2 separate regions of the Mus musculus genome follow, and region 1 is linked to region 2. The links are chromatin loops, found by intact Hi-C in ENCODE. Cell type or tissue: left cerebral cortex. All regions are shown on one strand. Links, peaks and the distances in the headings refer to the core of each region. The heading gives the core; the rest is flanking DNA.

Evidence for each region. Peaks named below come from ENCODE experiments on the same cell type or tissue, not always from the same donor. Only the 100,000 strongest peaks of a DNase experiment are listed, where the experiment ranks them.
Region 1: a loop joins it to region 2, with 2.4 times the contacts of the local background. A loop is called at or near these places in 1 of 42 quality-filtered maps.

Annotation. Positions count from the first base shown.
Region 1 is chr8:110,614,823-110,624,631 of GRCm38, forward strand. It overlaps Vac14 (Vac14 homolog (S. cerevisiae)), which reads left to right and starts at 3,745. Exons shown (of 19, transcript NM_146216.3): 1 at 3,745-4,171. The coding sequence starts at 4,068. In left cerebral cortex, for the core only: a CTCF peak has its summit at 5,296; DNase peaks (open chromatin) are centred at 3,741, 4,701 and 5,878; H3K4me3 peaks cover 2,048 bases; H3K27ac peaks cover 1,062 bases.
Region 2 is chr8:110,164,022-110,173,860 of GRCm38, forward strand. Calb2 (calbindin 2) reads right to left here and starts at 4,191. Exons shown (of 11, transcript NM_007586.2): 1 at 4,023-4,191. The coding sequence starts at 4,116. In left cerebral cortex, for the core only: a CTCF peak has its summit at 4,257 (motif pointing right); DNase peaks (open chromatin) are centred at 4,232 and 8,367.

The DNA of each region.
Region 1 (9,809 bases), core at 1,810-9,809, 450 kb after region 2:
CTGCCCCTGCCTCTGCCCCTGCCCCTGACTCCCCCCCCCCCCCGCACCTGCCCCCATACCCGCACCTGCCCTCAGCAAATTTGGGGCTGCTATCTGTAACCCAGCCCTCCTGGTTACCAGAGCATAAACTTGCACTCTGACTCCCACATGGTGGGCTGGTAGCCACTGTCAGCATTGTGGGGCATCCACCAGAGAAGACTACTCGGACATCAGTTTAAGCCAAGTCTTCATTAGCTGGTCAGTGACTACACTGGGTGTTTGGGATCCCAGTGTAGCCCTGAGCCTTTCTCAGAATGAGCTTTTAAGTACAAAACCGACATCCTAGGTTGACATTCTTCAGTTAGCAAGAACAGTTAGGCAGAAGCAGAACTACAGAAGCCAAAAACAAGGTTAGTACATTTGGAGACTTTTCCAGAACTATGGATTTTGATGGATTAGGCCTTTGTTTTTATTTTGGCAGGTGGTGCTGTGTGAAAGCTGAGTTTTATGGCCTAAGTGGTACTTCCACCGTGGTATCAATTGTGACAAGGTCTAGGGGTCTGTTACAGTTAGTACCTGCAACTTTAGGAGATAATATCACTTTTTTTTTTGCTTTTTATTGATTTTTTTTTGTTAGTTTCACACCATGTACCCCAGTCTTACCCATCTCCCTGTTCCCTCATATCTGCCCTTCACCCTTGCACAAGATGAAAAACATACATCCCCCAAAAAAGCATAGAAAACATCTCATTGTGGAAACTGTACCATGCCACAGTGTGTCCCATAGTATATGCCTCTGTCCATACATCTTTATTTGCAAATGTTCACTATAATGAGTCTGGTTCAAGATCTCTGGCTTCTGTGACACCATCAATAATGGATCCTCATCAGGACTCCTCCCAGTCACCCCGTCGTTGCCCTGTGTCATGGAGTTCCTGTAGCTTTAGGACAGCAGGACTGGCCCTTTCATGCAGTCCAACCATTGGCAGATGATAAAGATTTTTGGGTGGGGCATCTCAGAGCCCTGGATCTGAGCCCTGTGGTAGCAGAGCTGGCCAGCCCACCAGCTCTCCCTTATCTGCACCAACAGGGCAAACTCCAGCACTGCTCTGGCCAGGCCAACCAATGCCACCATCAGCAGGAGACACGGTCAGCTCTCCTGCTGTCATGCCCTCAGGGCGGGGTCACCTACATGCATGCCTCCAGAACCAGCTCCATTGTGCCCAGTCAAGACACAGGGTCCTTGTGCTGCAGCTCGTGAGGAGCTGGGCTGGCTCTTCCACTCTCTCACCCTTGGGGCTGACTCACCCATGTCTTCAACATCAGGACCAGCTCCACTGTTTTGCCCAGGTACAGTGCAGGGCCCACTCTCACAAGTACTACAACTGGCAAGGGACAGGGCCATCTCACCTGCTCTACTACCACAGGTGATTGAGGAGTTGGGGGGCATCACCCCCACACCCATGCCATGGCAGAGTGATAGGGCCATCTCTCCTGAATTTGCACCCTCGGGCTGGCTTACCCACATCCCTTGACCAGGGCTAGCCCTACTATGCTGCCAAGGTGAGGCAGGGGGTGAAGTACGCTGCAGCTGGCCAGGGATAGGGCCAGGTCACCTGCTCTCATGACCCCAGATGGGCCAGCTCTTCCAGTTGCCAAGGGTGGCAAAGAGGCAAGGTCGGGGGAAGGTATCACGCTCCCTGAGCCACCTCACAGAGGACTGAAACAACTTTGGACACCAAACCAGGATCAAACCAGGATGAATAAGGAACTGCCATCTGTTTTGCCCCCCTGACTAAAAACAACACCAACAAGGTATCTTTCTGCCCATTGCCAAGGGGATGATAATACCACTTTTAAATGGCTAATATTTTAATATGTCTTAAGAAACATTTTAATCTTTCACTTCAGGGCACAAGCAAGGATGAGGTGAAAGTTTAAGATTTCTTTTAAAAGGAAATAGATTCGAGGGACCAGAGAGTTGGTTTAACCTGTAGGGTGTTAGCCACACATGCCCAAAGACCTGTCTTGAAATTCCTTGTACCCACTTAAACACCTGGTCAGGCGGAGCTTGTGGTCTCTAACTGTAGCACTGGGAGGTGAGGGAGGTGGAAACGGGCCAGTTAGGGCTCCCTGGTCAGCCCCCCAGCCAAATCCATGAGTTTCAGGTTCAGTGAAAGATCTCATTACAGAAAAGGTCGGGACTGGGCGTGTAGCTCAGTTAGGTGACTAGCATGCACAAAGCCTCCCACTCTGTCCTCAGCACCACATAAACCCAGTGTGGTAGCCCACGCCTGTCATCCCAGCAATAAGGAAGGTGGAGGCCTGAGGAACCTAACCTTTCAGTTATTATCTTATTAAGGTTTTTACTACTGTGATAAAAACACCAAAACCAAAAGTAACTTGGGGGAGGAAATGGTTCATTTCGCCATATAGCTTATATCGCTGAAGGAATTCAAAGTAAGAACATAGAGGCAGGAGCTGATGCAGAGGCCATGGAGGAATGCTACTTACCGGCTTTCTCCTTAAAGCTTGCTCAGCCTACTTTCTTATAGAATCCAGCAACCTCTGCCTAGTGTGGACCCACCCATGGTGGGCAGGACCCTCTCACATCAATCACTAATTAGGAAAATGCCTTACAGGCTCGCCTACAGCCCAATCTTAATGGAGGCATTTTCTCAATTGAGGCTTCCTCCTCTCAGATGATTCTAGCTTGTATCAAGTTGACATAAAAATTAGCCAGGACTTTTTTTTTTTAATCACTATGCATAGAGTCCAGCCTAGGACACATAAGACCTTGTCTCAATAAGGGTGGAAAAATAAGAGCAAAAGAGGACACCTTGCCCGGCATGGGGGCTCACGCCTTTAATCCCAGCACTTGGGAGGCAGAGACAGGAGGATTTCTGAGTTCAAGGCCAGCCTGGTCTTCCAGGACAGCCGGGGCTACACAGAGAAACCCTGTCTCGAAAAAACAAACAGACAGACAGACAAACAAAAAAAAAAAAAAAAAGAGGACACCTGACCTCGGATCTCCATACATATGTACACACACATCTGAGTAGCACATGTGTATTAAATACAATCTGAGGGTTTGACTCAGTTGGTAGACTTGACCAGACCCGGGGTTCCACGCCCAGCACCACATAAGATCAACTGTAGTGACGCTTGCCTGTAATCCCTGCACTCAGCAGATAAAGGCATGAGAATCGAGATTTCAAGGCTATCCTCAGCTATAGAGAGAGTTTGAGACCCTGTCTCTAAAATAATAATTGGATTAGAGGGGTGGCTCAGCAGACAAAGGCATCTGCCGCCAAACCTGGCGGACTGGAGCTCAATCCTGGGACCCCCACATGGTGAGTGGGTGGGGAGATCCGACTCCCTCCCAAGTTGCCCTATGGCCTCCAAAGGCGCTCGTTGGTGCATGCACACACGCAGAAATAAAATGTAAAATCAGACAGATGGTTAAGATATGGTGAAAATGGTGGAAACGTTGGCATACGCGAAAGTGACTGTTAAGTGACCAAAGAATTAATGCATAAATTAAATTTGAGTTAGGCTCCCTCTATAAACTGTTTCCAGAAGCCCCCCGCTCTGCGCAAAGCTCTGGCAGTGAGCCTGAAACGGCTCCCACCACCTGCTCTTCACTCTCAGCAAAAACCCGCACCGAAGCCAGCAGCAGGTGAAGAGTGGGGTGGATCCCTGACAAGTGTGGCCAATCCGCTGCAGCAAGCACGAGAGGGCGTGGCCTGGGGGGGCGGAACCTTCGGTCGGCGGAAGGCGGAAGTGCTCGCGGCGTCACGTGACCTGAGTAACATGGCCGCGGCCCAGTGAGCGTTGCCGGTTCCTGGCGGGAGCTGGTCGCGTGAGCCGTGGGGCGGACCGGGTCGCGCGTGGGAGAGCAGGGTCGGAGCAGGGGGACCCGAGGCGGCGCGTGGCGGCGGGACGAGGCAGGCGGGCCCTGGGCGGCATAGCCCATGAGCAGGCTCCGGTGTCCGCGCGGAGCCGCACACTCCCCCGGCCCTGGCACGGCCCAGGCAACCTCGGGCTAAGGTGTCTGGAGGCTCCCAGGCGCAGCGCGAGCTGCCACCATGAACCCAGAGAAGGATTTTGCGCCGCTCACTCCCAACATCGTAAGGGCCCTGAATGATAAACTCTACGAAAAGCGGAAGGTTGCAGCGCTGGAGATCGAGAAGTAAGAGCTCCTGGGACCCCGCCCTGGCTTTGCAGCGCCTAGCGGTTCTGCTTGCCCGCGGCGAGGGTTCGGTATTGACCTCTCCGGTTTCAGCTCTTAGCACATTGCTTTAGAGCGGGAAATCCAAGAGCCCTATCTTTGCTAGTCTTAACCTCCTGGTGCTCCCAGATAGCAGTGAAAATGAATTGACTTAAGGTATGTGCAGAACCTAGCGCAGTACCTGACACATTCAGTGTGGCCTCAGTCAAAAGCCAGCTAGATCGGAGAGTGGCCTCTCTGAGGAGGTGGAGAATTTGCTTATGGTGTCCCGCCTTCTCTTTGCAGCTTCTGAAGTGGCCAAGTGTAGAAATAGGTCAAAGCACGTGATCCAATGCTCAGAAGATTGTCAGGCCACCCTCCCTTGCAAGTGAAAATGGGAAGATTTGCCCTTCCCCGCTTCTGCAATAGTATACGTGTGTGTAATAGTGCACTGGTGTTTCCAGGTGTTCGAAATAGGGAATGTTTAATTCGGTAATGTTTTGCTGAGTATGTGAGAGAGCACGTGTTTTTCCCCCAGCCAAATCTTAGTAACAGTCAGTTGAGTAGGTGGTTTCAGAAGAGTAGAAAGCAGCAGCCTGTAAAACTAGAAAAACATTAGGAGTTAAGACATCCAACTTGGTAACAGCGGACCATATGTGTCTATGTAAATTTAAGTTAACCAGAGTAGTGACACAGGCTTGAGATTTGGCACTTGGAAGGCTCGGGCAGAAATACTGTACTCGTTTGAGATTAGCATTGGTCACGGGGCTAGATCCAGTCTCAACAACAACAACAAAGTAATGAATCAGTACAAATTGTAAATTCAGCACGTCAGTTTCACTACCCATAATCTGGGTGTTCAGGAGCCAACCACTACAGCTGCACAGTGCAGACTAGAGAACATTTCAGTCATTGTACAATGGTCACATGGCCAGCCCTAAGCTATGGAGTGGTGCTCACTCATTGACTAGGATAGACTCTTTACTCAAAGTTTTTTAACCTCGGTGCTGTTGATATTTGGGAAGCACAATACTTGGTTGTGATGGGCAGTTCTGTAGCTTGTGTGATTTTTTTTTTTTTTTTTAGTAGTACCTCTGCCCTTTACCCACTAGATGCCAGTAGTACTCCATCAGTTGTGACAACCCAAATTGTCATCAGACTTTGCCAAATGTCCCTTAAAGAATCAAAATCACACTAGTTGAGAACAATTGCTTTGCCCTAGACTAATGGCTTTGGGCTTAGGTAAGAAGACCCTTCCATTTGTTTGCAGTACTCACGCTAGCGGTTTCTTTCCTCAGCCGCCGCCTTTTTTTCCCCTCTTTTCTGTTTACTGCCTTGCATTGCAGTGCTTAGCACAGTTCTGTTGTCATGCCGAATAGTGTGACCCAAAGATAGTGTCTAGGTATGATTGTGTGTCCGTGAGTTCTGTTGGTTTTGTGAAGTTGCAGTGTATATTAGGTTTTCATTGCTGTATCAAACACTCGAGATTTAAATGGACAGGGTAGTATGTGGTCAGTTGGACCTGTAGCTTTTGGGCATGATGAAGCCCTTCAAGGGCACACACCAAAAGGAGCTCTCAATAAGCCTAACTCTCAAACTCTGTCAACTCCGAATGAACCAGACAGAGGGCTACCTACACCGTGCATACACGGGCCTTTGAGAAACGGTTAAGATTCAGACAGTGGCACACTGACACCAGTTTTTTGCCACCCACTCAGCGTCACAGAAGTATCTGCTTTTATCCTGGCTTGAGTCATCTGTTAGGTCCTTGAACAGAGGTGTTCACAGCATAGCTGCTTCCGGTCAGTCTGTGGAAGACTTCTCTGCAGGTGGTCGTGTAGGGGCTTAGTTGTTAACCCAGTTTGTTTTGTATTAGACATTGCCCTTGATTTGTAAAATTCAGAGAAAATTCCTAGGGTGGTAAGGGACTATGGCCTCCTTAAGAGAAAAAACATTTGATTTATCCTCTTCTCTTAACACAGTGAGTGCCTAGTGGCATTTGACACTTGTACACAGGAACAATAGTTTTGCAGTTTTGATAGGAGAGTAACATTGTAGCCTAAGGAACTTGCTTCTCAAAAGTGGCCTGCAGACAGCTACTGAAGAGAGACGCTGGCTTCATCCTTGTGTGAGTTAGAATTGGCCCTCGAACAAGATTCCTGCATGACTGTTGTACATGTTAAAGCTTGGCAAGTGCTAACTTCAAAGACCTTCTGTTCTGTGCATAGAATATTCGATATTTGCATATATTCTTCATCAGACTAACCCTTGGTCAAGTAGCCTATTAATCGGTCCCCACAGATACCCCATCAAAGAAAAGTTAGAGCATTGACTGTTGCGTGTGGCGTGTGACAGCTCGTGTGCTGCAAAAGTGAACATGCTTGCCCTGTTCTTAGTTGAGCGAACCCCTCCAAGACGCCTGTTCTTAGTTAAGAGGCCACATGGAGTGTTGGTGTTGAGCACTAAAGCCTGGGAGCTGGGATTCCAGCTCCTCCTAGTCGCTAGTGAGGTGCGCCTGAGCAAGCTAATTAACCCCAGTGTCCTCATCCACAGACTAACAACAGTATTCACTGGGGCCTGGTGTGCGTTTTATTCCGGGAGCTAATGCAGACGTGGCTAATGCAGCCCTAGACACATCGCAACTGTTATGTAATGTGCAAACAGCTGTTACATAATTATTTTTAAATATTTATAATTGTTTTATATCAGTACTTCTCTTGACACTCTTTGGTTATCAGAATAATGGCCTCCTAAAGATATCTTAATCCCTGGAACCTGTGAATGTTTGAATTTAAGATAGCAGGTATGAGCTTGAGGAGATGGCTCAGTGGGAATATTAGTTATTTTTCTGTTGCTACAGTAAAAGCCCATAAGCCACAATCAACTTATGGAGGAAAAGAGTTGTCTTAGTTTATGGTTTCAGAGAGCAAGCCCATATTGGCAGTGGATGCACAGCAGCCCTCAGCTTAGAAGAAGCCGAGAGCTCATTTCTGTCCACTCACTTATATAAAGCAGAAGAGCAAACTGCAAGTGGGGGGAGACTGTGTCTTCCTCCAGTGACATGCTTCCGCCAGCAACACTCCATCCCCTAAAGGTTCCAGAGCTTCCTCCCAAACAGTGCCACCAGTTGGCAACCAAATGTTTTCGGTATGCAAGCTTATGGGAGATGTTTCGCATTCAAATATCCTCGCTACACCAGCATGAGAACCTGAATTTGGATCCCCAGGCTCATATGTAAAACCTGGGCTTGGCAGCCTGCACCTAGAAATCCAAGTGCCTGGACTTAAGTCAGTCATTGTAACTAAACAGTGAAGTGCAGGTTCAGTGAGAAACCCTGTCTCAAAAAGTAAAGTTCTACTTACCTTTCCTGTGGAGGAGACAGGTGTTGGCTTCTGGCCTGCACATGCACTCATGTACACAAGTACAGCTGCGCAGGCTCCTACTCTACATCACAGAGACAAAGAAGGGAGAAGCATAGCAGGTACAAAGTTGCTAATCGGGTGATTTTATTTATTTTTATTTTTTTTAAAGTTCATATTATTTATTTAGAATTTAATTGCATCATGCTGTGGACTTATATAGAAAAAAAATGATGAAACTGATAGACCAATCGTTTCCAAAGAGTTTTCTTTTAAAAAAATTATGCTCATTAAGTAGAACTTAGGCATTCAATTCTTGTAATCTATAAAATCTAATTTCCCAGGTGACCTGTTTTTATATCGGGTGATTTTAAAATGGGAGATTAGCCTAGATTACCCAGGTGGACCTGGTGTAGCCCTAAGCATCCTTTAGTGTGAAAGAGGGAAGCAAGGAGAGTATCAGAGTCTCCAGCAGCCATCATTACATTAGCCTTGAAGTTGTAAGGAGCAGCTAGTAAGAGAATGTGGGCATCATCTGTAAGCTGGCAAGGTTTTCCTGCTCTCCAGGAAAACCAACCTTTCTAATGCAGTTCCTCATGTTGTAGCAACCCCAACCATAAAATTGTTTCATTGCTACTTCATAACAGTAAGTTTGACTGTTATGAATCATAATGTAAGTGTCTGATGTGCAGGTTATCTGATATGCAACCCCCAAAGGCCTGTCCACTCACACTGCTGTACAGCTTCCAAATTACAGCAACTTGCTCACACCCTGATTAGTTCAGTAAGGCCCATAAGTTGTGTCCTAAGCCTCTAAGTTTGTGGCCATTTGTAACAGGAGCCAGTAGAAAACTGGTACAACTCTGGGAGAGACTAGTGATAAACTCTGAGTGGTACAATGTTTGTCTAGAACTCCAGACCACTCTGTTGTTCTAGATCTGCTGCCTGTCTGAGGCCTTGAGCTCTGTGGAAGCAGGAACTCAGCTTCATACCATGCTGTCTCTTAGTAAGAGGCTGAAGGCCTGGCTGACAGTAGCTTGTCTCTGGCTTTCCCAAACCAAGCAGGAAGCCCTCAGCCTCATAGACAGCTGAGCCTAGTCGTCAGAGTGAGATATGATTAGGAGCCCATTTAAGTACACCTCCAGTGAATAAGATTCAAATCTCAGAGGCAGAACAGGAGTGTGCTTTGTGGTTTTCAAGGAGGCTGGTGTCTCAGGCTTCCTTAGTTCTGGCTGGAACTCCCCATTGGGTGGAGAAAAGCTGAGGGATATTAAGTGTATTGTGAGCTTTTCTCAACCCCTGTTACGTGCAGTCTGCCCCTGCTGCTCTAACAAAATACCACAAGCTAGTGGCTTCAGTAATATCCATTTATTGCTCACAGTTCTAGGGGCCTGCCTGGCCTTTTCATAGGTATTTGCAGGGAGGTGGGGGGTGGGGGAAGGGTGTGGCTAGCGCCTCATCATGTGAGTATGGAGCCTAAAGGGTACTCAGTCACTATGATCATGAGTATGTAAAGTTCCATCTGCCCCATCCCCTGGGGTAGAAGTGGGATGCAGAGGGATGGAGAGAAGCATCCCTGTGGTTAGCCATTGTTTACCCACCCTGCCTCTCACTGCCCTATGAAGCAGATGATGCTAACCCATTTCACAGAAGAGGAAGTGGAGACCTCTTAAATCATCTTTCCAAGATTTACAGCTGGGTGTATCTGTCCTAAAGGGCATCCCCACTAGCTGGGTATGTTAACCCTATCTCCAGACAAGAAACCCCACTCCTGTTAGTGGGTTCCCCGACCCAAAGTGGGGGGAAATGTGTGTATAATGAATTTCATCCTTGGACATCTCTGTAGTGATATTAGTTGCTGCTTTCAGTTCTACAAAGCCATCTTCTCATACGACAGCCAGTACTGCATTTGGTATTCCTGTGGGAAGTAAGATGTCTTATAGTTATTGCAGGTCCTCAGATGCTAAATGTCCAAGGAAAGGCATGTGTGGTTCCACTCTGCTAGCATGGTGTGACCACCTCTAATAGTACACGTGGAGTGCCCGCTGGGCACTAGACCTGAAGAACTTTCTGCCACTGCCTCTGTCAGCATGGTGCCACAATTTCACAAAGGCGAAGGCACTCAAGATTTTTCCTTGATTGGTGGTTTAGTCCCTCAGAGCTCTGGGGTGTCTGGTTGGTTAATATTGCTGTTCTTCCTATGGGGTTGTAAACCCCTTCAGCCCCTTCAGTCCTTTCTCTAAGTCCTCCATTGGGGATCC
Region 2 (9,839 bases), core at 897-8,896:
CCTCACCCACGACCCCTCTTCCCTCTCCTAGAAACAGAACTAGCGATGCACAGGACTCTGGGAAGGCCTGGACCCCTGGTTCTGGCTCCCTGGTGCTATGGCGTTTGCAGGACACCCAGTTAGAACCACTGGGGTTAGGGAGAGAAGATCCTGGCAGAGCCCCCCTCGATATGGAATGGCCCGTTTTTATTATTAACTTTCAAAGTCCTCGGCGTATGGGGTGGGGGATCCGAGCTCCACACAGATAAGGAACAAGGTCTAGTCCTTCTAAAAGGCTTTGAGAAGCTCACCCACCAAGGCTATTGGAAAGCAGACAAGGCCCAGAAGACTCTGACAGCCCCCTGTGGGTTACCTGTAGCTAGGTGTACATTCTTCCTGAGAAAGAAAGCGTCCATACAACTATTTTCCTTCTTACATAGTAAACTCAGCTCACCTTGTGCCTTGCTTAAGTGGCATCGACTCCATCTCACTTTGATGGCTCTGTGCTGTCCTACAATGGAGCTGACTAGAATCCACTTTTTGTTGTTTTTGTTGTTGTTTACTTTCAAGTAACTCCTTTCGTAGGCTCTCTTGCTTGTGCACCTTTCTACGTATTTAGGACAAGAGCCCGGATCAAATGCTACCTCTCTTGGCCCATGAATGTCTGCTTGCTCCTCTTTCTCGTCTGCATTCTGATTGCTTCTGGAAGGCTGACAGAAAACACCTCTATTTCTTTGCTGAGCCACAACGTGGCTCCTCACAGATTATCAGTGGACTAGGAGCCTGAGTAATGTCTGTCAGAACCACACAGAGATGGTATGTAAACTCTGACTTGGGCATCCATATCTCAGCCACCTGAATCTCTCTCTCTCTCTCTCTCTTTCCCTCTTCTCCTCCCTTACCCTTTCTCTCCCTCCCTCCCTCCCTCCCTCCATTCATCCATCTGTCTGTCTGTCTGTCTGTCTGTCTGTCCCTCTCCGTCTCCCTCTTTCTCACTGTGTTGTTGATGACTGAACCTAAACCCTGCTACTCAGAAGATAAACATTTAGATAAACAGAGCTTCATCTCCAGCCCTCTTCTTCCTTTTTATTTTGAGATAAGATTCTCACCAAGTTGCCCAGGCTGGCCTGAAACTCATTCTTCTGTGATGCAGGCAGTGCTTGGATCTGCAGTCCTCTTCCCAAGCTGTCGGGCATAGGCCTGTGCTACCAGGCCTGACAGCCACTTGGATCTTATAGAGTCAAAGAACTGCTGACAAAGTGACCAGGAAGCAACAGCGTGATGGCTTCAGATACTGTGTCACCCTGAGCATGGAGGTGACATGTAGAAAATCCTCAGAGCCTACTAAGGCATAGGGAGGTTTGGCTGCCGCCTCACTGGGTCCTGATATTGCATCAGAGAGACTGATGGCTCCCACTGTCCACTCTTGGTGACCTATGAGGAAGAGTTGAGTGGTCTAGGAGGCTAGGAGCGATCCCTGGCCCTTTCCTGCTCAGCTTCTGACTTTTCAAATACCTGCTCTCCATCCCCACTGCTAGTGACCTCTTTGAGTACAGTCTTTTCGAATGGAAGGACTAGGTAGCACCTCTTCTTTCTGACTTGAAAGGGGCTGAGTAAGGGTCACCACACCCAGCCCCAGCTCTCCTCTCACTGGACCAAGATCTTTTCTAAAGTCTCCTTTGTTTACAAGAGTCCAGGAGCGAGGTGGCTCCTCTCCCTGGTGCCTATGATTAACTGGGCTCCAGTGAGCTTCCTCCAGGGACTCTGGGAGCTGTGGAGAGTCTCCCAGAGGTTTTTAAGGTAGTGGAGTAACAAACCTACAACAGATCCCTACGTTGCAAACAGAAGCCAGGACAAGAGAAAAAAAAGAGAGAGAGGCTCAGACAGAGCCAGAGTAGGGCAGGTGATGAGGGGCTGGGCTCATCTGCAGCCTTGGGGTGTTCAAGAGGCCAAGGTGAGGGCCAGCCACCAAGGTACCGAGAAAGGCAGTCCCAGGCTTATTTCTAGATCCCTCAGTGGAATCCCAGTTTCTCCATCTATGCCCTTTCGTTTCATATCGATTTCAGTTCTGGGCCCACTTTGGGACTTCCTTGAGGGTGTGTATGCAGGGGTCCCTTTCTGGGATAAAAAGGAATTACCCCCCACCTCCAAAGCAGGGCTGAGGATCTTTTGTGGGCTAGTCCTAGAAAAAAAAACCCTCTTTCTATCCTAGTAGGAGTCCACTTGAATGGACGCTAGCCCCAGCTGGGAGCCACCACCACCACCCAAGTCCTGCATCATCTTCAACTGCACAAGGGGACTCTGCCAGGAAGCATCTCAGGGTGGGACCAAAAGGGTGCAATTGTTTGTTTTTCTTTTAGAAAACTCGGTATCTCAGAACAGACTAAATATAAGGTTTTCATAATGACTGAAAGGATCACTGATGGCCCCCAGGGAAAAGTAGACGTGGAGTCGGCTGTTTCTAGCTGACTCATGTAGCAGGAGGCCAGTGGTATAACCCTGACAGCTTGGTAACTTTCCTTGCCTCGCGCCAAGTCTCTGGTGCAGATACACTGGCCAAAGCATGTCCCGTGTGCAACGCAGTGATGAGAGGCCGTGAGGCTGCTGTCAGAGCCCCTTCCATCAGGGAGCTGGGCACCAGAAGCAGGGAAGTGGAAAGGCAGCCTCTCCTTGGCCCCATTTTTCAGACTGAGAAACTGAGGCACCACCTTCAGTATCAGTAGTTCTCGGGCAGATCACCATCCCCCCCACCCACCCCCACCCCCCAGTATCCAGATACCTAGTCCTCAACCCCTCCAGCTTTCTCAGTTGCCTCCAAGGAAACTTCACCCACTGGCATCCTCAGACACTAACCCTTTCCTTGCCAAGGCAGACACTGGGAGCAGAGGACCTCTGTGCACCCACTTTCATACCTTACCAAGGGGATTCGGAGAGGAAGGAGAGAATGTAGGGAGTTGCTAACCGATAAGACTATTCCCTGCCCCCTCCCTCTCAGTCCCGGGATAAACAGGGCCACTGAGCCACCACCCTGCCAACAGGTCTGAGATGCCAGTGCATTCTGGGTGTTCATCTTAGCCAGGCGTTGGAGGGTGAATTGAATTTTTTTTTTCCTTTTCTTTTCTTGAGTGATAGAAAAGTCTCGGGCAATATCAGAAGCTGGGGGGTGGGAACAGAGGAGAGGTGAGGGACGGGGTGGTGTGTGTGCTCTTTTATATTTGAGTCAGATAAGACTGTAGACACTTAGAATCCCAGGTCTGGAAGCCACCTCCAAAACCATTCACCTGGACCTCACTTTTTGGGTTGGTCATTGTCAAGACCATGTAGTGGAGTGTTGGTCACTGGAGTGTGACACCACTCCCCTCCACCCCCATCTACAGACTCACAGGGTACCCAGGAATCTATATTACCAGGTAGCAGGCTGGGGGCTAATACCAGGACCCTCCCACCACATCCGCTGCTGCTGTAGTTGGGAAACCCACATACTGGTAGGGTTTTAAAAAAAAATAGATAAAGAAAGCCTTGGTTTGTTTAAAAAAAAAAAAAAGCCCCCAATGCATCCTCTACTCCTGCTCCTGGCCAACCAGGCTAGGGGAGCCGCCCCCTCCCCCCAGGTTCCCTTCAGGACGCTCAGCTTTCTCGAGCCTCTGAAACTGGTGATGGGGGTAAGAAGCAAGAAGGGAGAGTGAGGTTTGGAGACCTGTGGCTACGGGACTGGAAGCAGGGCGTTAGCTTGAAGGAAAAGGTGAGGAAGGAGGCAGGGGAATGTGTCATGGGAGCCTTTTTTTGCCTAGGCCTCCTCTCTGGGAACGCTCAGACTTGCTCAGAACCTGGGCCCTGGCCACCCTGCATTGGGAAAACTTACTGACAGTTGCCACCAGGGCAGCCGGGCATTTCCCCGAACTCAAGACCCCAGCAGGCTCTGCCACAGAACAAACCACTTGGGGGCGAAGCATACCTACCCGCATTGAGCCATGCCCCTGACCCCTTTGCCAAGCTCAGGTCCCCGAGGGTCAAGGGGCCCAGAAGTTGGGAGCTTTACTGACCGTCAGCATCAAAGTGCTTCCAGATTTCCAGGAACTGGGATGCAGTCAGCTCGGCCAGGTGCAGGTAAGGGGGCTGCTGCTGCGGGCCAGCCATGGCGAGCCGCTCCGGAGATCTTAAGCCTCTCTCTCAGCGCGCTGTCACTCGGTGCCGCTTGGCTCTGGTTCTCGCGCTGGGGCTGCGCGCCACGCTGCCTTTATATGCAGCCCGGAGCTGCGCCGCGTCGGGCCGCCGGAAGGGGGCGCGCACACTCAGGGAATCGCGCAGGGCGCGGCGCTGCACGGGCGGGGGCTCTTCTCTGCCAGGGTTCCTGGGGACCGGGAGAGAGTGTTCAATGAGACTTCTGGGTGCCCTCCGGGGACACCGCAGGTATTTAGCTGGAAATGGGGAGAGGCAGCTCCTGCCTTCCCTTCCCTCTGTCCATCTTGAGCACACCCAGTTTCTAGTCGCAGCAATAGCATTATTAACAAGTAGCAAAGCTAAGATTTGAGCCCAGAACTCTTCCTGTCCTGTGACTCCCTCGAGGGGTACCAGGATTGCAGGAAAGCAGGGTTCTCAAGGTTTTACCGTAGGTGGACAACTGGAATCGACAAGGTGCAATGAGGATTCAGATGGGAATGGAGGAACTACTCCACTGTTCAGTAACCCACTTCCCTCCGGTATCTGTCACATCCTGCAGACTTTTAGACCTTTATCCAGGTAGTAGCAGACTGGAGCCTCCCGTAGTCCCGTAGGTAGATGGCGGTAAACTCTGACCCAAAGATGTGCTGAACTTCTGTTAAAGAAAACAGACAGCAAGCACAGCACACCGTGGGGTCTCCTCAATCAGAGAGCCAGCCTCCGTCCCATATCCTCCCTACTCTAAAGGTCTGCAGTGTGTGCTTGCTTCTTGGACACCTTACCTTCAGAGCAACAGCAAGCACCCTGCCCCTAAAAAGAAGGACAGAGACTTGAATTGCTGCTCATTAACATGTGCTAATGAGTGTTAGCTGAGCTGCCTTCGAAGGGAGAGCAAAAGAGAAGGAGGTGAGAATCTAAAGCAGGTCGCTAGGGGAGAGGAGAACCCGGGGTGGGGTGGGGGGGAGGGGGGGGAGCGGAGAAGAGCAGGCTGTTTCCTGGGGTCAGGTTGAGGTAGCTCGGAGCTAACCTCAAAGGGCAACATGGAGCCCAAGTTTCAAAACTGCTGGTGTGTTGCCCAGGCACACAGTTTGAGGTTGTTTACAAGAACAGACTGGGAAAGACGCAGCAAAATAGGCTAACTGTTGGGGCTTCTGTAACCCAGCATTCCTTGCTGCCAGGGCTGAGAAATTACTAAGCTAGAGTCCCCCAGCCTGAGTCTTGCCTTCGAGAAGGCAAGAAGGCTCAGTCCTAAAGAACAGTTGCAATAGAATCAAACTCCTCGGGTCTAGTTCCTAAACAAACAACAACAAAACCTCCACAACGTTGTTTGGCTTACACAGCCTGTCTGTGCCTTGGCTTTCCGAGTCTGTAAAATGGGTGTGTGGGTATTGACATCTTGGATTGTTCTGGGGATTACATGAGTCTGTGTTCCTGTCCTTTATGCTTGTGCTCTCTGGTGAGCTTGGAAAGGATTCCTTGATCAGAGGGAGCACTGGTCAGCTTTCCATCGCCATGGTAAAATACCAGAGGAGGTCGAGTTCAAGGAGTAAAAATGTTTATTAGAGGTTTCAGTCTGTGGGCAAATTTGGTTCATTGTTCAAGGGAGCTGTCATAGGCAGAATGTCATGGTGGGGGCCTGTGGGGGGGAGAAGGCTCCTTATCTTGTGGCCAGGAAGTGAAAAAGAGGGAGGGAGTTGAAAGGAGAGGAGGAAGACAAGAGAACAAGACACAGCCTCCATGGACATTCGAATGACTTGTTACCTCCCAGTTAGTCCTATCTCCTTCAGTGTATTCAGTTATGGACCTGTCAATGGATTGATCCAGAGAGGAAGTCAAAGCCCTAACCATCCATCCACTTTCCCTTCCCCAAATCCCACCTCTGAACACCCGGCCCACTAGAAGCCAAGCCTTTAACACGGAAGCCTTTGGAGTCTGTTCCAGATTCAAACTCTTAGCTTTCTGCAACCCCCACCCCACCCCGAAGTTGCTACTGCTTCCTAGAAGGGCGAATGCCAGGGTGAGGTCCAGGGGCAGATGAGATAGGTGATGTTTCCAGAATACCAGCTTTTAAACTCCTAGGCACCCAAGGGACTAGCCTCAGACCTCCTGGCTCTAGCATCTGCCCTCGGGGTTCCTTGGAGTTGCCTCTGGCTCCCTCCCAGCCTGGGTATGCAGGCAGAAGCTGTTTGCTGGGTCTGTAAACATCCAAGGCAGTGCCCGAGTCTTCCTTCCCAGGGCTGCTGAAGCCAGGGGAAGATGGCTCCGGGTATGACTACAAAGGACTGACCACTGTGGACCCCAAATGATGCATCGGGACAGTCTCCATTGTTCACTTTGGAGGCACCAAGAGAGTCTGTTTCTGGGGGCCATTTTTGCTTGTCTCGGTCGTGTGCCCTCATGGGGGACCAAAGGGTTTAAACAAGCTCCTTTATACTCAAATTCAGTCCTGCAAAAGTCACTTAGGTATTAGAAGTCCCTGCCTTGGAGTGAGATATCGGTGAGTTTAAAGCCAAATAACTAATTGGAAGGCTTTGGGTAGGAGGTTTAACTTCCTTGAACCTTAGCAAAAATAAAGATGTTGGTAATAATAAAATAGTCTCTTTTTATTCTAATTATTATTATTAATTATACAATCATATAATAATTGTATAATTAATAGTCAATTATTATAATTATATAATGAATGTTATTATTATTTTACTTATTCACTTTACATACTTTTCACTGCCCCCTCCTAGTCACCCCCTCCCACAATTCTTCCCCCATTCACTGTCCCCTTCTCATCTGAGCAGGTGGGGGCCCCCTGGGTACCCCCTCACCTTGTCACATGAAGTCTCTGTGAGGCTAGGCTCATCCTCTCCCACTGAGGCCAGACAAAGCAGCCCAGCTTAAAAAAAAAATCCCGTATGTAGGCAATGGCTTTTGGGGTAGTCTCTCCCGCAAGAGTTGTTTTGGGGTAGTTGTTCAGAACCCACATGAAGACCAAGCTGCACATCTGCTACATATGTGCAGGGAGGCCTAGGTCCAGCCTGTGTGTGTTCTTTGGTTGGTGGTTCAGTCTCTGAGAACTCCAGTAGTCTCACAAAGGACCACAAATGATGTAGTCAAGGGTCCTGTGTGTGGTCAGGGCTAAATGAAAGAGTAGATGCTGGTACCAACATGAGCAATAGGAACTTTTCCCGACATTCTGAGAGACTGGCCCTAGCCCACACCTGGCAACATGGGAGCCAGATTCCTCTTGTCTGCTTAGCTTGCCCAACCTCCAGCTGAGGCCACTGACCGTGAAAGTCTCACATGGTTTCAAATGTCTGAGGTTTCGTTGCTCTTCCAGGACTTCTGTCTGAGTCTTATGACAGCTGTGATGATGATGGTGATGATGATGGTGGTGGTGATGGTGGTGATGGTGGTGGTGGTAGTGATGGTGGTGGTGGTGGTGGTGGTGGTTGGTGGTGATGGTGGCGGTGGCTGTGGCTGTGACTGTGGTGGTGGTAGATGCTGGTGTCTGTATGTGCCTTCACCAGTGGTTGTAACGTTTGTTGGCCCTCACAGCTACCCTCTTAGGCGTTCTATATAAGATTTAGACTTTTCTTCAAGATAAAGAAACCAAGGCTGGGAGGAAACAATACCCAAGTAGGGCCTAGCAGAGTCGGGTGCTGAGGTCACTTTGTCTCCTTTGGGAACCAAGATCTTTGAATGTCAGAGGCCATGTTCCTAGGCAATATCTAGAAAATACTCCCTAGGCCCCCAGCTACCAGTGCTCTGTATAGTGTCTCCCAGTGTCTCCCAGTTGACCAGTGACTAGATCCTTTCTTTTCCAAAAGAACCAGATTGGGTGTGGCTTTTTGTACCACCATCCCCAGTCCTCTGACTGTCCCCTCTGAGGGCTGTTGCTGACACAAGGGGGTACAGTGAACAGATTTTCCCCCATGACGCCTTTCTCCCAGGTACTCAGGAAGTAAAGAATCCAAATCTGAGATGCCAGAGATGGGCCGGCAAACACCTCGCAGCCCATGGTGGGCAGCACTGACTGGCAGTGTCCCTCCGAGCACCTGGTGTTATTTTGGAACACTTCAAAGGACACTGGGAGCACATCCTAGGGCCTCCCTCGACCTGCAAATGCCTTTTCCAGATATTGCTTCTTTGGTCTTTATAATGGTCAGGCCTGGCTACCAGGGTGCCAGCGAGCTGGCCTGGCTTCCCAGAAAGGAGGATGAAAGGGATGCAGGAGCCCAGCAGTTTCCATGGAAACGGCTCGAGGTGGTGGTGAGAATAGAGTCCAGAGGAACCCAGAGATGGGAACAGGACTTTTGAGTAACCCAGTCTTAAGCTTGGAATCTTTGGGGAAAAAAACAAAAACAAAAACAAAACAAAACAAAACAAACAAACAAAAAACAAAACCATCTCCCTGTGCACAAGGGACCTCGGTCAGAGCATAGTGACACATGTCAGAAGAGCAGGGATGGGAGGAGGTCGGTGATTGTTAAGTGACCTCCTGTTACAAAATGCAGACACACAGGGGTCAGGGGCTCAGGGTCCTGAATCACACTCCTGTCTTGACTCCTGGATGCCAACAGCACTGTCAGGTGCCAGCCGTGCGACCCCAGGTGAGGTGGCCACACTCTCAGCCCTGGTAAAGCCTTGGAAGGTGTTAGGAGTTTTAGGGGAGGTAACATGTAGGATGAACCTTGCATGACCTGGGCATGATAAGCAGATGCTATTGCAAGTAGGAAAACTGAGGCAAGCAACAGAGAGTCTCATCTAAAGGGCACAGTTATCCCCACCAGTCCAGGTCACCGCTTTGGTGAAGATATCAAGTCCCAAAGTGGACAGAGCTGCAGGGACTGCATCTTGATTTGCTGGTTGGCAGGAAACTGGGAAGTCTGGAATTGCAGCAGCCATCTTGATTATCCAAGGGAAGACGCTAGAGTGGCCGTGAGTGGGAGGGAGGGAGGGAGAGAGAGAGAGAGAGAGAGAGAGAGAGAGAGAGAGAGAGAGAGAGAGAGAAGACACTGAGGATCAAACCATTCTTACAAAAGGCAGGATAGAGGGACTGAAAGAAATGGGGCCCCAGGTGCCATCACTCGAGCTGCTAGATCAAGCTGAGCCTGAAGCATTGTAGGACTTAGTTACACTAGTCAATACACATAGCCATGAAGACTTCTCATGGCAGCTTGCTTCCTGCCTCCTCCTTCCCTCCCTCCCTCCCTCCCTCCCTCCCTCCCTCCCTCCCTCCCTCCCTCCCTCCCTCCTTCTTTTCTCTCTTCCCCTTCCTTCCTTCCTTCCTCCCTCCCTCCCTCCCTCCCTCCCTCCCTTCCTTCCTTCCTCCATCCCTCCCTGTCTCTCTCTCCTTCTCTCTCCCTCTCTCTTTCTCTCTCTCTCTTTCTTTCTTTCTTTCTTTCTTTCTTTCTTTCTTTCTTTCTTTCTTTCTTTCTTTCTTCCTTCCTTCCTTCCTTCCTTCCTTCCTTCCTTTCTTTCTTTCTTTCTTTCTTTCTTTCTTTCTTTCTTTCTTTCTTTCTTTCCTCCGCCCCATGGGAGCTAGCATTGGGAAACATTTAGGAACCAAAGCTTCCCTTTCCTTCCTCTTAGAGCGCCAGACAGAGCCAGCCCTTCACAGCCCTTCACAGACCCTACTTTTCCCTTCAGTAAGGAACGCCTGTTCTCACAACCTCTCCTGTCACAGACACCAACCTCAACACCCA